Regions from separate parts of the Mus musculus genome. Here region 2 is linked to region 1. A link is a loop called in an ENCODE intact Hi-C map of the cell type or tissue named here. Cell type or tissue: left cerebral cortex. All regions are shown on one strand. Links, peaks and the distances in the headings refer to the core of each region. The heading gives the core; the rest is flanking DNA. Region 1 overlaps Ntrk2 (neurotrophic tyrosine kinase, receptor, type 2). Region 2 overlaps Ntrk2 (neurotrophic tyrosine kinase, receptor, type 2).

Region 1 (5,375 bases), core at 69-5,068:
TCCTCTGCGTCTGTGGGAGCAAGAACTCCAGAATGAAGCCAGAGACTCCCGCTTGGGAGACCGGCCCTTGGTTTGTTCTTCAGTAAAAGTTTTATTTATGAATAATTTTGGATTGATAGAAAAGTTGCAGACAGTACGGAGAGTTTCTCTGCTCAGGGTTTCCAGCATTGACTTCTGTTGCTGTGGTCCATGTGTCTCCTGGAGAATGGGCATCGGCAGGTTATAGTTCACCATCTTTAGGCTTTGTTTCCATCTCACCATCAACAGCCGTTTGATGCTCTTTGGGGCGAAGCTTGATTCAGGCAAAGGCCCAGAGATTGAAAGCTCTAAGAGTCAGGTCTGTGTCCTTTGAAAGCCACACACTGAAGGGACAGTTTTACATGGATTTGGATGTGTTTTCCTTTGAACATTCCTCTATGGTACTAATATTTGAATTAAGCTTCTCTTATGCATGCGGGCTCATTTTTTTAATGCATCAATTCTTAGGTTTGTTTTGTGGCTTGATCATAACTTGGAGGGAGTCTCTCAAATATTTTTTTTAAAAAGCACTTATTTATAAAAGTAAAAAGTCAACTGAGCTTTTATTATGTATTTGCATGTGTGGCGTGAGTGTGGAAGCCAGAGGACAGCTAGTAGGAGCCAGTTCTTTCACCACTCGGGTCTCCGGGGGGGGGGGGGGCTCCGGGGGGGGGGACTGTAGTCCCCAGGCTTATAAAGTCTTTTTCCCTCCTCCTTGTTCCTCTTTCCCACTTACTCCTTTGTATTACATATTTAAAATAAAACCATGGGGCAGCAAAGATGGCTCAGGAATATAAGCATCCTTGCGGTGCTAGTGGGAGGAAGTGTGTTCACATACCCAGCATCCACGCACGAGCTGGGCATGGACTCGAGCTTGCAGCCCCAATGCTGGGGAACAGAGGCAGGTGGGTCCCCAGAGCTTGTTGGCCAAGTTGCCTAACTAAAATACATGAGCTTCAGATTCGGTGAAGGACCCTGTCTCAAAACCTAAGGTGGAGAGTGATGGAGGCTGACACCCAGGCTCCTCTTCTGGCATCTGCACACATGCATGTGAGGAGCACAGACCTACAGATACAGGTGTGTACATGGACAGATGTGCCCGTGGATAGGCATACCTACACACAATAGAAAAGAAAAGGCAAACTAACTATTAATGTCTGGTTTGAGAAAAGACTGATTTATTTTTGTCTTTAACTGTTTATTAAAAGGCCAGCTATCAGGGAGGAATAAATGAGAGAGAAAATTATGCAGACTTGGCCTTGGGTGACAGCAGATATAGATGACCCCAGGGGGCCATAAACCAACGTGACCAATTAGAGATTAGTCTCATTGACTGTGGGATCGAGTCTTGGTGGGTATTTATGAGTTTCACAGTCATAGCATTCAGGTAACAACCATCTTTAAAATTGATTCCTTTCTCCTTTAACCTCCTTAAAACTATAGTAAAAAAAAAAAAGGAAAAAAAAAAAAGAAGAAAAATAACAGTCGTATCCCTGGTGGGGAATTCCACATTAAGGACAACAGGAGGTCAAGCTTGACCTTTGCCCTTCCATTTGTTTGCATTTCTGCTGCCATCATGGGGTGGCTGGCGAAGGTGGGCTCTCGCTAGTCTTTGTGGTGAGAGTTAATCCCGTTTCACTGGTGGTATTTTTGATGACTATAAGGGAAGGGTGGGAAGAAGTCTGAATCACAGCCTGAGAGTCCCGTTCATCACGATGTCGATAGCTTTCCTACACAGAGTGAGCATGGCCGTCCTGATGTCCCTTAGTGGTGTGTACCTCACTCAAGCTTAGCTTTCTCGGGATGCTTTAGGGCGCAGGGAATGAAGAAGACCGAGAGAAGTCAAAATACAAACAAAAACAGCCCAAAATTCTCTGTACTAATGATTTGCAAAGCTTGAATCAGACCACCTGGGCAGTCTGTGTTCTTATCCCAAGTTCTGAACATGAGAAACCATTGCCCGGTGTCAGACACTGCTTTTTCCAGAGCAGGGAGGGACAGCTGGAGGAACAGCTATGGCACTCTGGCCCAGTGCACCACGTATAAGATCTGAGGGCGTGAGGTCGGAACCAGAGAGACCCAACAACCCAAGGTCCCCATACAATGTCTTTAGACCATGGTCACTGACTCCAGGGACCCACCCAGGGTGATGTGTGGAGTGATAACTGCTATCTGATCCTTAGGCGTCCACAAGACTAGTGCCTTCCACAGATATTAGCTTCTGGAGACCTGGGCTGGTTTAGGAAAGGGAGAAAAACCCTTTCCCAGGCTCCAGGCACTGCACTCTGCCATCTTGGATCCAGCCTTTCAGAAGTGAACCTCGCTTCCCTATGTAAGCTTTCTAGAATCTTCCCTTTAAGGAGGTCATATAGCCATTGTGTATTTCTTAGAAAGGGTGGGTGAGGATGAACTCCTTCTGATGTCTAAAGTTGTTCCCTTTCTCTACTCCTTTTTGGAGTGGCGCACAGGTAGATGTCATATGTCACAGACATGTCATTGTAAGCAGAACCAACCTCATGGTTTTGTATTATCATTTGCAGCAAAATATGCAGAGATATTTTGCTCTCAGTATTTGGGTACCTAGTGATTGCTTTGTTTTATTGAAGAATTCTTGTGCGTGATTCCCACTTTTGACTCCAGTAAAATGTTGCAAGGTGTAAACCAGGATTTCCTTATCCTTCCTTTGTGCACTAAACCTTTGAGGGCCCTGCTGAACTGTGGGTGCGAGGTAAAGGATTCGGGAAGAGGCCCATGATCCTAAGTAGCTAGTGAGCTCCTGACATGGCTGGTTCATGGACCACTCTTTGAGTGGAGAGGATGTTTTGTAAGGATCGATTAGAGGAACTATTCAAACATTCTTCCAGAGCACTCCACTAGGTCCTCAAGGATAGCAGATCGTAGTAACAATTAAAGTGCAGACTAGACCGTGCTCTGACAGGCATTCTTCTTGGGTTTGGCAACAAGTAGAATGGATTTGGTAGATGGTTATAAAGGTTTTAGAAAGGGAAGGAGATGGAGACCATGGCCACATACACACACATCTACAGCACGGGGTCAGCAGAGGGGTCTCCAGTGGCTGTGGTGTATCCTATTCAGCTTACAGGCCTGAAATAAAGATGAACTAGATCCCCCAGTGGCTCTTGCTGGAATTCAATCCTACATGCAGAAAAGCTCTCCACAAGCAGGCAGATGTTCATGGTGACAGTCGTGAGACCAGAAGCAAGCATGGGCTTCTTTTTCAGGGAGGCCCTGAAATGATCACTAAGAGCTGAAAAATAAACTAGTTTTTTGCCACAAGGCAGGGATTTGGACCTGTCATGACTAGCTTCTGACCAAATAGAGCAAATTTGGAGAACTCTAAGGGCCAGATGTTTCTTAAGCGTGAGCACTCTGACTGGGGTCAGATGGTCCCATCCACGTCAGCACACCAGCAATTCAATATGTCCGCCTTGGAGCAGACCGACAAGAACTCGATGATGACACTCTTATTTTGAAGCTTGTGATTCTTTAGGCGTTGCAGAGAGTGTCTCTCTGGCCCACTCATCCAGGAAGACTGTCACAGCTCCAGGATGCTCATTCACACAGCAGTGGGAGTTGGTGACTTCTGCTCCCTTATTCAGAAGCAGTTGTCTCCTATGCAAAAACTCGCGTCAGGGACAAACTATAAATATCGGAAGTGTTTTCCCACAGTTTCTCCCAGTGCTGTTTTGTCAAAAGATTCATGATGTGGGGTGAACTGGCGCTCTCTCTGCTGCACTTAGAAAGGCCCCAAAGTAGCAGATCTAGGGACGGAGTGTTCAAGTCAAGGAACACAGCGAGAGTAAATTTCTCCTGGAGTTCCACAGAAGAGTAGAATGTGAAGCCCATGCTGTTTCAATCACCAGGACCTGTTCCTTGTCCTGGGGCTAAAACTACAGAGCCATAGATTCTTTCTTGCCTTGAGAAACCAAGGAGAAGATGGTTTGGGCACAAGCCTTAGATAACCAGAGTAATTAAGATTCATCCTTACAGTTCTTCTAATCTCCAGAGTACTAAGGTTAATTGGTTACACCTTCCTCGCTCATCCTTGGGAAGACTCCATTCTAACAGGAAAGAAGAGACTCAAAGCTCTCAGCAAATTGGTGGCTGTCAGACTCTGGGCTTAGTCTCCTCGTCCCCCTCCGAGGGGGCAGCCTGGCCAGCAGAGGCTGCTGGCCACATGTCAGAAGCATGCTGATCCAAAGCCAGGACTGTCCACTAGAGAAGAAGGAATATGCAATTTGCTCTTCCTACTGCAAGGGTTTCTTTGGGATCGTTTTAAAGATCCTGGAATCTGCAAGATAACACTGAAGGAAAAGACTAGTTTGAGGAGTATTTGAGGGGTTGGAGGCTAGAGGATGGCTCAGCAAGCAGGTCAGTCCTCAGCACCTACAGTGTGGCTCACAACCATCTGTCATGCCAGTTTCAGGGGATACGAGGCTCTCCTCTCACCTCCTCAAGCACCATGGGTGAGGTGCACAGACATGCATGTAGGGCAAACAGTAAGACACGTAAAATAAATCAATCTTAGAAATTAAGACATTAGCGAGCTTAAAAAAAAAAAAAAAAAGAAAGAGACACGTCTCCCCACCCCCACCATTGCTTTTCTCTTGGCGGCAAACCATGACTGTGTCCGTGCCACCTCTGTTTGCCTTGTGTTATTCTCTTACCCTCTGACTGTGTCTCTACGGAGCTCTTCTTGCAGCTTAACAGGTCATCATAATCTATTCAGGCTGATCTCCAGAAGTGCAAAGATTTGCCCATGAGGCGTGGTTGATACTGGAAGTTAAGATTGAGCTGAGAGTGCTGGTGTGCACACCTGTAATTCTAGTGTTGAGAGCCGGAGGTTGTAGGGTCACCGCAAGTGTGAAGCCAGCCTGGGTGAGACCCTTCTTCAAAAACAAAGCAAAGCAAAGCAAAGCAAACAACAAGAGCAGAAACCCAAAGGGGGAAATGATAATCTAAAGGAGAAAGAGAGAGAGAGAGAGAGAGAGAGAGAGAGAGTGAGAAAGAGAGAGAGACAGACAGACAGACAGAGAGAGACAGAGACAGAGAGAGAGAGACAGAGAGAGAGACAGAGATAGACAGAGAGGTTATTTAATGTGGAATGGAGGTGTTGGTAAGAACTTTAGGTTGGTAGTGTCCAGAAAACAAAACAGTGCTTTGTTCTTTGCCACTGGCTGGCCTCTCGCCTAAGTGCTGTCTCCTGGGGGTAAAGCCACCTGCAGATTACTTTGGGGCTTTGCTGGAGTGCGTGCTAGCCGTGTGCCATCTGTGTGAGTGCTAGCTGTGTGCCTTCTGTGGCTTCAATACAACTTTTCCTGTCGGGAATGCCAGGC
Region 2 (5,375 bases), core at 73-5,072, 70 kb after region 1:
ATCTATCTATCTATCTATCTATCTATCTATTTATCTATCTATCTATCTATCTGTCATCTATCTAAAGTCATAGCTAGGTCTAAGTGCACACTAAAAGTCTAATCCACACATAACACCTATTTCAGCAACATCTTCTGTTCTCTAACCTTTGCTAACTTCTGTGATTTCCACCTACAACCCTGCGACTGATAGACTTAAAGGCACATTGGTGGTGTCATTAGTAGGTTCTTTGTTTTGCTGGCAGCAAAGACCCAAACTCTTCGCTAACGATTGCTTTCAAAGTCCACCCGGCAGGTAGAACGGAGCAGCACCAGGGACTGTGTGGCCAGGAGTATGGACCTGAATTAACCACAGCCTGAGAATAAATAATGGTAGGGTATATGCATATAGGGAATTAAAATCTTGTCCCTTTCCATTGCCCTCTGCTAACCACCTGCCCTTTAGAGGTTTGCCTAGCGAGAGCACCTCAGATCTCATGCTGTTTGAATTACAGAGCTGCAGTTCTCTAGTGTGAATAGGCCTGCAAGCTGAGCTGCTGGCCTGCTGTGAGCGGGAGAGCATGTCTAAGGACAGTCCCTGGAGCATGCTGCCCTACTGCTGCGTCCTGACCCAGCAGCAGAGAGGTGGCCAGCTGCTAATGAATGTGGGCTCCTTGCTGAAAGAACAGTCTCCCAGCTACCAATTCCTGTAGCCCCCAACCACTCCCCACCTGACCCGTCCCTGTACCCCTCTCATTCACTTTGTCATGGCAGTGGCCTTTGTGGGATCCATCCCATCTGCACCAGGCAGCAACTTTGTCTGTCCCTCCATTCTCACTTGAGGTCCCCTTCAGAGCCAGGCTGGGATATTTCATTTAAAAACCACACTCAGCTCTATTATACACTCACACACAGAGCATAGCTTGAGAGGAAACTTATTAACATTCCTTTTTTAAAAGGTAGTTTATCTTTAAGGATTTTTAGGTTTTTCTCTTAACAATCCCAGCATGTTTGGGAACTATTTTGAATCCTCTGTAAGCATGTCCATCAATCTTAATAAACCAGAACCCGTTTAGGCCCCACTTGACATCAGGGGAATACTGTAGTATTTTATACTGAGCCACTACAGTATGGCTCAATTCCGGTCTTTTTGTGAGTCCGTGGATTAGAGTGTTTGCACTGGCCAACCACATTGTGCCTGAGAGGGCCAGTCACTTCCACAGACCTCTCAGAGGCTTTGTCTCCAGGTGCACAGTGGGTCTCAGCACAGAAGGCTCCGTGTCCTGAACACCCCCACTGCCCAGCACTGCCCCCACTGCAGCTAAGTGACAGCTCCTGTCACCACTGAGATCTCTGTCTTTCCCAAAGGTGTTGACTTACCCAGAGGCCAGCTAATAGCAGAAATCTTGACCCCCGAAAGGAGAGTGAAATTCAAACAGGCAGGCAGGCCAGGGTCTCAGTGTGACCAACACTCTTAAATATCGGCCATTTGGCACCCAAAAAAACCAACAAAACAAAACAAAAAACTTAAGCTTTGATGTTATTCCATAAGAGGATGATGGATTGTTTAAAGATTATTTTATAAGGTTCCTCAGATCAGAAAGAAAAAAAGGGGGGGGGGAATAATTTCAGTTAACAGCTAGGAGAAATGTAGGGTAATTTTTTTTTTGTTCTGAGATGTAAAGAAGTGGACAGATAAGGAGATTTAATATCAAACGTTACTTGGCATCTTCCAGGGGACAAGGAGAGCAGCGGCTATTAGAAAATTGATTCTTATGGTTCCTGTGTTCTTTGTCTTTTCTTCTTTATAACCCCCAAGGACCGCCATCAGCAACACAGTATTCCTTTCCTATACTCTTCCTTTTATCCCTGGCTTTCTTTGGTCCCCCAGAAGAAATCTGCTCTCTGAGGATTCACAATGGTGTGTATTTTATTTTTACAGTGCCAGGAAGAGAGAAGGGACATTTTTATTTTTCTGGAGTTAGGTCTGTGCTCTCTGACAGGAACTGGCATTACAGTGCCAGGCAAGTCTCCACACTCACAGTGGTCTAGGTGAGCCAGTACCTGCCTAAAACCCAGGGGCAACTGTCAGGATGCCAACCATGTCCCGGGGGAGCAAGGACCCAAGCTTCCAAATCTTATTCTCTAAAGAAGATGTGAAACCTGGATTTTTATATGAAACCTACCTATTTTTAAAAAGTTGGCACAGTTATTTTTAAAACATTATGTAGGCCAACAAAGCCTGCCTGTGGGCCGCCAGTCTGTTCCTTCTGTCTTAGAGAGAGTCATTGTTCCCCACTGTATCTGTCTGTCTTTCCCTGCAAACTCTCTTTCTTCATGACTGCCACTGACAGGTGCATTAAGCAAGTTCTGACAGGAACTTCACCCGTCCAAAGGTGCACAGCTGTCTGTTACCCTGTGACTCCCTCCTAGCTGGGACCCCAGGCCCTGTCACCTTGCTGGGTTGTCCCTACAGTCCTGTCTTCTCAACATTCTCCAAGTGCAGAGCCATCCTGGTCCTAGTCAGCACTCTCCTCCGCTTTATCTGACACAAATCCCTTCTCTCCAGGTGCCATGTCTTCTAGACTCTCAAGAGAGCAGAATGAGATGAGATGAGTCCCGCTCCCCCATCTCCATGCTGGCCTCAGTGGACTGATGGCCCTACTTAGCTACAAAACATCACCTCAAAGAGATAGGGTTCCATAGCTTGTTGACCTGCCATGGTTGGGTCTCTGGGGCGTGGTTGGGTCGCTCAGGCAGCTGAGATGGAGTAACAAAGAGCTTCTGACACCACAGCAGCCAACATAGAAACTGTCCTAAGACTGAAGAGGGCTGTCTCCCAGTAGGAGACATGAACCCCAGTACATATTAGAGAGAATCAGCTCAGCAGTCCCCCCTCCCACCCCTCCAGTCTCAGGCCTCCCCACAGCCAAGAAAACCAGCGCATTCTGCCTTCATCTTGGCCCTCTACTCTTCGGGACCCTGAACCAAGCTCACAATAGCTAGGGGTCTTGAAGCCTGAGCAGGCTTACACAGGGGTTTGCAGAGTAAGTGACTGAGAGAGTGTGCGACTGAATGCAGTTTCAGGGGCATGCTGAGAGAACAAGCAGGGGGCACTTCCTTGCTTCTGCTCCCCCCCACCCTCTACCCCCATCTTTCTAAACTGACCCCATGATAGACAGAGAATGTTGTCTGGTTTTGTTGGCAGCTCTGCCTAATTATAACACACTGAACTCTCCACCACCCCTTCTTGCAAACTAGACTCTCAAGCCTGTGCTGACTTCTGCCTGTGAGGGGGTGAAACACACCTCCACCTGCTTTGATACATGCTGTCTAGAGTCCCTCCCTTTGCTTCCATCTCATTCTTTCACACTCTAATTGAAACTCACTTCATCTTGTTTGGTCTAGACTAGAGATTCACGGGGAGGGCTCCGCTGAAGGGGGACGATTCCATACAACAGGGAGCTCAGGAGGTGGCTGCCTCCAGCTGTGTGGGCTGTGCCAGGCTCTCTGCTTTATGATGACAGAGCTCCCGGGATCCTGTAGCTCAGCAGACCTGACTCCAAGGAACCTGGTACAGAAGTTGCCATTAAGAACATTCTGCTCCTTTTGCATACCTCAATACTTAGCAATCTGTCAAGTTTACCTAAGGGCACCTGGGACAGCTGAGGGCTCTCCTGAATTTAAATTGCTTTCGGGTGAGTGCTGCCAGGCTTAAATTAGGTTGACAGAATTCCCGGCCCAGAAAGTTTGATAGCAGTTTTCACTTGAGAGGCGGCTTCCCAGTGTGGATAACTATTTCCTTGTCCTGGTCTCGGGGACAGAGGGACCTCCCAAGCTACTCGAGCATGACATAAATCATTCACTCTGCATTTAGTCTGGACTCACACTTCAGGGTAGCCAGTGATAGTGAAGCAACTCCCAAACCCACACTACACCCCATTGTCTGTGTTCTGAGTCTTAGTGTTCTTGGGAGGGAGAAAAACGTATAAGAAGCAAGGAAAAGAACCGGAATTTTTCTCACCAGCTTAATTTTAGCCGATGCATATATGAACTCACAAACAAATAAGAAGTAGCAAGACATTCTCAAGAAAGATGTGTCCCTGGGCTTCATCCCTATTGGGTCCAAACCCATTTGCTGGAATCCAGAGGCAGCTCGTGACTCACTTTTGTGCCTTTTTTCCCCTATAATATTCTGGGTTTTCAAGTCTCTTTTTTCACATTTCCTGTAAACAATGCATCTCTTTTTTTAAAAAAGATTTTACTTTTAAGTACTGTTTTAACAGTGTGGCTAGACTATAAATGTACTTGCTGAATTCATCCATTTCTTTAACAAGCCAATAAAGTTTTATGATTCATCTCCATGTGTCCTGTGTTCTCTGTAGATCACACCCCCTCTCCTACCCCCCCACGCATATGGCCCCTGTGTCATCGGTGGTCTGGGGGGCTGAGACATGTCAATAAGGAATTTTGGGGAGTCCTACCTACTGCGGGCGCTAGAACAAATCATGGCTTGGGGACAGCTTTGAGAGTTTCCATCAGTAAGAATCACACACACAAGAGGTATGGTTTATGATTCTTACATGAGAACTACTTCCATTAGTTAAAAGGTATTTGGTACAGAGTATATACCAGGAAGCTTTGTGGGTTTTTTTTTTTTTTGTTTGTTTGTTTGTTTTTTGTTTTGTTTTGGTTTTTTACCAACTAAACTTTTATATTCTTTACAAAATACTTTTGATGTTTTACCCCAGCAAGAGGGCACACAATGTCCTGTCAGTTCATTCACTAAGCAACTAAGCAACTCATGTCAGAGACAGAGAGCAGCTTTTATGGTCCAGGATAGAGATCTCAAGGACAGCAGTACCTGGAGAGACATGACCAGTTATGGCGGCAGACTGCTCATATGTCACGTCCCCTTAGTCTCCATTACAGGCTCTTCAGACTTTCCTTCCGCATGTCCCACTTTGGCTACAGGCCAAAAAATAAGATTTAAACAACTGCATCTTGGATTTATTTGAGCCCATGACCACCTTCTGGGCACCCTGAAGGGGTTATTGTTACTGCATGAGTGGTGGTTAACTTGGGGTAAATTCACCTTACAATCAAAAGGGAGTCTACCCAGGACTTAAAGGATGCTGATGGTAGTTAAGGGGTATTGATTTTGCAAATATGTGCCAAACGGTCTTCCACAGGCTACCCAGGGCTCCTCACAGCTCTACAGAGCTTACCCAACAGTACAGTTTCCGTAGTTTAACGTGCTCACCCCTTCTGGCCCTGGCCATCGAGCAGAGATTATTCTTGACCACGGTGAATTGTCAGGTTAACCAGTCACTGAGAAGGCGTCTGCTCCCAGTCTCAGGAAGCCCTTGCAGATCTCGGCACATGAGTGTGGGGCCT

What was found. A loop is a pair of places that touch in the nucleus more often than their neighbours do. Peaks named below come from ENCODE experiments on the same cell type or tissue, not always from the same donor. Only the 100,000 strongest peaks of a DNase experiment are listed, where the experiment ranks them.
Region 2: it touches region 1 in a loop (2.2-fold over the local background); 2 of 42 quality-filtered maps call a loop at or near these places.

Annotation. Positions count from the first base shown.
Region 1 is chr13:58,862,790-58,868,164 of GRCm38, forward strand. All of the region lies in intron 9 of Ntrk2 (neurotrophic tyrosine kinase, receptor, type 2), which reads left to right. Among named protein-coding and RNA genes, the nearest start is that of Ntrk2, 58 kb to the left of the region's middle. In left cerebral cortex, for the core only: a CTCF peak has its summit at 3,165; a DNase peak (open chromatin) is centred at 3,629; H3K27ac peaks cover 2,321 bases.
Region 2 is chr13:58,932,690-58,938,064 of GRCm38, forward strand. All of the region lies in intron 12 of Ntrk2 (neurotrophic tyrosine kinase, receptor, type 2), which reads left to right. Among named protein-coding and RNA genes, the nearest start is that of Ntrk2, 130 kb to the left of the region's middle. In left cerebral cortex, for the core only: no CTCF peak of the experiment used is centred there; DNase peaks (open chromatin) are centred at 2,229, 3,520 and 4,031; H3K27ac peaks cover 4,294 bases.